Linked DNA regions of Homo sapiens: region 2 is linked to region 1. A link is a contact called in ENCODE Hi-C or POLR2A ChIA-PET data. All regions are on one chromosome and are shown on one strand. Each heading gives the region's core, a stretch centred on a gene start or an enhancer-like site at or near the end of the contact. The rest is flanking DNA. Distances are from core to core; before and after follow the strand shown.

Evidence for each region. Hi-C counts contacts between places; a loop is a spot of excess contacts on that map. ChIA-PET counts read pairs that join two places held with the same protein, here RNA polymerase II (POLR2A). Pooled maps may share reads with other maps.
Region 2: a loop to region 1 is called in a pooled map, with 2.2 times the contacts of the local background. The contact joins two enhancer-like sites. A Hi-C loop is called at or near these places in 2 of 50 pooled maps. POLR2A ChIA-PET finds 5 or more read pairs at or near these places in 2 of 52 experiments (AG04450 and activated T-cell).

The regions. Positions count from the first base shown.
Region 1 is chr9:135,991,455-135,994,154 of GRCh38, forward strand. No RefSeq gene overlaps it. Among named protein-coding and RNA genes, the nearest start is that of UBAC1, 31 kb to the left of the region's middle. RefSeq lists enhancers at 1-149, 827-1,504, 1,465-1,524, 1,505-2,182. Within about 2 kb of position 1,402, at least 34 of the 41 ENCODE cell types and tissues checked have a DNase peak (open chromatin) inside an H3K27ac peak, as active enhancers do.
Region 2 is chr9:135,925,720-135,928,419 of GRCh38, forward strand. No RefSeq gene overlaps it. Among named protein-coding and RNA genes, the nearest start is that of CAMSAP1-DT, 19 kb to the left of the region's middle. RefSeq lists enhancers at 76-155, 1,192-1,241. Within about 2 kb of position 1,257, at least 8 of the 41 ENCODE cell types and tissues checked have a DNase peak (open chromatin) inside an H3K27ac peak, as active enhancers do.

The DNA of each region.
Region 1 (2,700 bases), core at 152-2,651:
TCCAGCCCTTGGGCTGTGATGGGCAGGGGAGCAGGGGCAGCCTGATGCCCAACCCAGGGGGACGGCAGGGCAGACACAGTCCTGAGCCCCTGTGTGCAAAGTAAGTGGGGGACACCGATCTAAACATACGAGTTCAGGCCATGGTGGCTCACGCCTGTAATCCCAGCGCTTTGGGAGGCTGAGGTGGGCAGATTGCTTGAGCTCAGGTGTTCGAGACCAGCCCGGGAAACATAGTGAGACCCCCCATCTCTACCAAAAATTAAAAAAAAAAAATTGGCCAGGTGTGGTGGTGCACACTTGTGGTCTCAGCTACTTAGGAGGCTGAGGTGGGAGAATCGCTTGAGTCCCGGAGATGGAGATTGCAGTGAGCTGCACTGCACAAGCCACTGCACTCCAGCCTGGCGACAGAGTAAGACCGGTCTGGAAAAATAAAATACAAACACGGGTTCTTGGAAAACCAGGACGAGGGCTGTGAACAAGGACGTTGCTGGAGTTGTGAGTGCGCTGTCACGTGAACAAGAGGCACCACTCGCCCTGTCCGAAGAGGCTCCCTGCTGGGGCGGCCACGACAAAAGGGAAGGTGTTCTCGGCACAGGGGTCGGGGTGGCCAAGACCACATGGCAGAGACCCGGCAGAGGACCAGACAGGATGGAGCGGGGTCTGGCGGGGAACAGAGCTGGGGGTCTTGAGCAAGGGGAGACCCCATGGGGTAAGGGAAGCTCACCAGAAAAGAACAGAACACCCACCTAAGTTTCTATTTTAAATAAACAATGAATTTTTAAAATAGAAATATGCCCCCAAATTGGATGGGTCATACACTAGAGATTGATTTGTTGTTAGTATGAAATGAGAATTTCACTGGGTGTTAAGTATTCTTATGTATTCCCTCTGGCCACCCTACCCAGAGGGTGAGGGACAGACCCTTGGAGCTCAACTGGCCACAGGGAAGACCCCTGCCACGGCTCACCCCTGCCCTGGGGGTCCTGATGTTCCCACCTAGGGCAGCCACCTCCCTCTGGGATCTCCCGGCTCTTTCATCCCAAGGTCCTTTCTTGGAGGTGACAAAGAGGGGCAGAGGAAAGCGCTGAGCCTGGCCCCACGCCAGGGCCCCCTTCCTGGAGGAAGGCAGGGCTTTACCTTGGTTGGCCCGGCTCCCAGGTGGCAGGTGGCCCCTGGCTAGACGCTCTGAAGGCCCCTGACACTTCCAGCATCCCAGCCTCCTGCCCAGGCTAGGGGTGCTCCTGCCTTGCTGGGCACCTGCAGGGCCTTAGGCTAGGCACAGAGAGGCCATGCGGCTCCCGGGGCAGCCCAGCCCTCGGCCAGGCCACCCGCCTGCACTGAGGCCTCTCTGCTCCCCGGAGCGGATGATAAATGTCTGCCAAGCAGTGATTACAAACAGTGCAGCTGCCGGTTACAGGAACTGTGGCCGGGCGGGCGTGGCTCTGCCGGCAGTTGCGAGGGCTCAGGCTTCGTCCGGTGTGGAGACTTGACTGCCCCCCTTCTTTTTCTGGAGGGACAAAAAGACCAGATTTATCGTGGCCATAAGAAATCGTCTGAGCACTTAGCAGCTTCCCGCCCCTGGTTTGAGGGGAAGTTGGGGCTGTGGGGGCTGAGATGGGCTGGCCTGCGGGGAGTGGGGGCTGGCCAGCTCCCAGAATCCCCCTTCCCGAGGCTGCTCCACCCACCAGGAGCACAGGGAGGCTGCTGCTGGGGGAGGGGCTGTGGCCGGGAAGTGCCCCCGCCCCCTTTCCCCACTGCCCTCGCTCAGCGAGGCTTTTCTCCTGGGAGAGACGGAAGAAGCCCCGACCAGCCAGGACAGGCTGGGGATTTAGGCCTCAAGGTTGTCCTTGAGGCCCAGGATGTCCAGCGGCAGCAGGCTCCCCTCCCGGGCCAGCCTCTGCCCTGCAGATGGGTGTCCCCTCTCCCAGCCCGGTCCTGTAAGAGTGGCCTGGGCCACATGGCTTCTCCCCTCTGAGCCTTGGTTTCCTTTCCTGCAAAATGGACAAAACGGGTGGATTCCAGGGCATCTGCCAGGCCGCCGAGGACAGCTCCCGGCCGTGGGGGGCTCACCCCGCAGGAGCCACTGTGATGTCCTGCCCCTCACTGGCCTCCTGGGCCCTGAGGAAGGAACGGAGGGGCAGGCTCTGGAGCTTGAGGGTGTGGGCCTCGGGGGCTTTGGGTAGACAAGCTGCCACACGCCTTCAGTGGAAATCGCAGCCATCGGAGCTGTAGGTGATCAGACTCCAATATTCAAAATAATCGGCGGGCCTGAATTTCCATACAATAACTGTCTTATTAAATCTAAATTTAATGTGTATTTGGAATCCTTAATTTAAAGTGTTACTGCACCCACCATCTGCTCCACTCTCTAAATACAAAAGCAGCCAGCACATAACTCAGTGCGGCAGCGGAAAAGCGCGGTCCCGGGAGCGGCGCGCGCCACTACTGCTGCTGCGGGTCTGCCTGGCCTGGCCGGCTCTCCGAGGGCACCAGTGACCCAGGCACTGCAGAGCCAGGCGGGAGAGGTGTCTGCTCCTGACCCAGCCTTCAAGGCTGCAGGAGCTCTGTGGCTGCCTGGCCCTCCTCCCTTCCCGGTGGGGCTCTGGTAGGCCTGGGCTCTGAGCATCGCGCCTGGGTTCGGGCCATGCCGCTGCCTGCCCGCCCTTCCCTCTTGTGTCCTGGACACCCTGCAGAGCCTGC
Region 2 (2,700 bases), core at 7-2,506, 66 kb before region 1:
GGACACGGTGATTAATTCAGCATCAGAATGCAAGCGTGGGAGTTTCCAGGAACACTGAGGTTCAGGTCTGGGGGCGGAAGAGAAAAGCAGCTCATTCTCAGAAAGCACTGAGAGGCCGGGCCCTGTGGCTCATGCCTGTAATCCCAGTGCTTTGGGAGGCTGAGGCAGGATTGCTTGAGGCCAGAAGTTCAAGACCAGCCTGGGCAACACAGCAAGACCCCGTCTCTAGAGAACATTTAAAAACTAGCTGTGCGCAGTGGTGCATACCTGCAGTCCCAGCTACCCTGGAGGCTGAGGCGGGAGGATGCTTGAGCCCAGGAGTTGTGGGCTACAATGAGCCGTGATGGCTGCACTGCACTCCAGCCTGGGTGACAGAACGAGACCTCGTCTCTAAAGTAAATACATAAAACCTAAAAACAACGGCCGGTTGTGGTGGCTCACACCTATAATTCTAGCACTTTGGGAGGCTGAGGTGGGCAGATCACAAGATGAGGAGTTCGAGACCAGCCTGGCCAACATGGTGAAACCCCGTCTTACTAGAAATAAAAAAATTAGCTGCGTGTGGTGCTGGGCGCCTGTAGTCCCAGCTCCTCAGGAGGCTGAGGCAGGAGAATGGCATGAACCCAGGAGGCGGAGGTTGCAATGAGCCGAGATCTTGCCACTGCACTCCAGCCCGGGCGACAGAGACTCCGCCTCAAAGAAAAAAAACAAGGAGAGCCCTGCAGGCCCCTCCTTAGGCTGGCCTCAGAGGTCTTCAGTGGCCAGAGGGTGTGAGGATCTGCGGGACGTGCCGACTGGGGCAGCCCCCACCACACCCTGGGATGCACCCTGGCTGGGACCAGTCTCCAAATTCCCCTGCATCCGTCTCAGGCTGGAAAACTCTCCAACAAAGTTGCCTCCAGTCACTGGATGGGAAGCGGCCTCTCAGCTGAGCCGGACCCTCTCTCCTTCAGCTGGTGCTGCAGTGACTCCAAGTGACCAGTGACACCAGGTGTGGCAGCTGCGCACAGCCTTTATCGTGCCGCACTCAAGGGCCCCGGGAAGGGAACCCAGGCAGGGCCCAGTGCCATGGTGGTCTCCACTTCGCCGTGGAGAGAACGGCCAGGTGACCCAACCACAGCGAGGCCTTCAGTGTGTTCCTCACTTCCACCTGTGGCGGTCGCTTCTGGCTGTCACCCTGAGCACATCCATGTGGCCTCTTGGAGTGGCCTCTCCACGTGGCCTAGGCTTCCTGGCAACGCAGCCGCCTCAGGGCAGTGTGACTTCCTGATGGTGGTGACTCAGGACAACAAAAGCGAGAGGCCCTGAGAGTCAGGCGGGCACCACAGGGCCTTGCTGAGGCAGCCGGGGACTCCCGCTCCCTCTGCTGACACCATTGGTGGCCAGTGAGTCAGAGGCAGAGGTGCCAGAGACCCCGCCCGAAGGGAGGAGATCTGAGAGCCTGCAGCCACAGGCTCCTCCAGGACTCGAGCACCGGGGCCGCACAGAGAGCCCTTTCTCTCCTGGGCAGGCCAGGCGGGGATCCCCCAGCGCCCTAACCTGCTCTGTGACCACGGCAATGTGGCCTTGGGGATGTGCCCTGCCTCTCTGGGTTCCAGTGCAGGACTCAGGGCTGGCCACCTGAGAAGCATCTCTAGGACATTCCAAAGCCTGGAACAGGGACAGCATTGTGGCCCTGCTCTGGAAGGCTGCGTGGAAGCCAAGAAGTTGTCCTGGCCTGTCCTGGAGGTGCCTTTGCCCTTGCTTCCTGTCCTTGTCCCCAGGGGCTGCACCCATCCTACTGACTCTGCCAGCAGTGCCAGCCTGGTCCCAGGCACCCTGGAGCTGCTCCATCCCCATTGGGGGCCAAGAGCTGCCGGCCCACACCAGAGGCCCCGGCCACACAGGAGCCACGGGACAGCCGGAAGGGAAGCCAGGAGGCCTTGCTTGGGGAGCTGGGCACACGCCTGGCCTCCCCGTGATGCTCCCCTGGACGACACACGCACGCACACATGCACGCCTGTGCATGCACACAGAGCACACATGCACACACACGCACACCTGTGCATGCAGAGCACACGCACACACACACAAACCTGTGCATGCACACAGCATACACGCATGCACGCCTATGCATGCAGAGCACACATGCACACACATGCACGCCTGTGCATGCACACAGCACACATGCACACACCTGTGCATGCACACACACACATACATGCCTCTGCATGCACACAGCACACACGCACACCTGTGCACGCAGAGCACACACGCACACACACGCACGCCTCTGCATGCAGAGAGCACACACACACACATGCACGCCTGTGCATGCACACAGAGCACACACGCACACCACACCACCACACACACACTTCAAAAACCACACACGGGCGACGCCGCAGGCAGAGTGTACCACAGCCCCGCAGCTGCCACCCCTGCCCTCTGGGAGAGTCCGCTTCCGAGCTCACTTCGAGGAGGATCTTTCTGGCGACAGAGCCAGTGCTGTGGGCGGGAAGGCCCCACCTGACCACACCTCCTGCTCTGTGGCACCTGTGTCCCCGCCACCCCCCAGCCCGAGTAAAATCATTTCTCTAGACTCTGCGGCTGGGCCCTGGAAGTCAGGCTCTCCCCGACCTGCCAGGGCAGTGCCTGCTGCGGCGGAGCCTGGACACCAGGTCTCCTGTCTCCATCCATCTCCACTCAAGGACAGGGGTG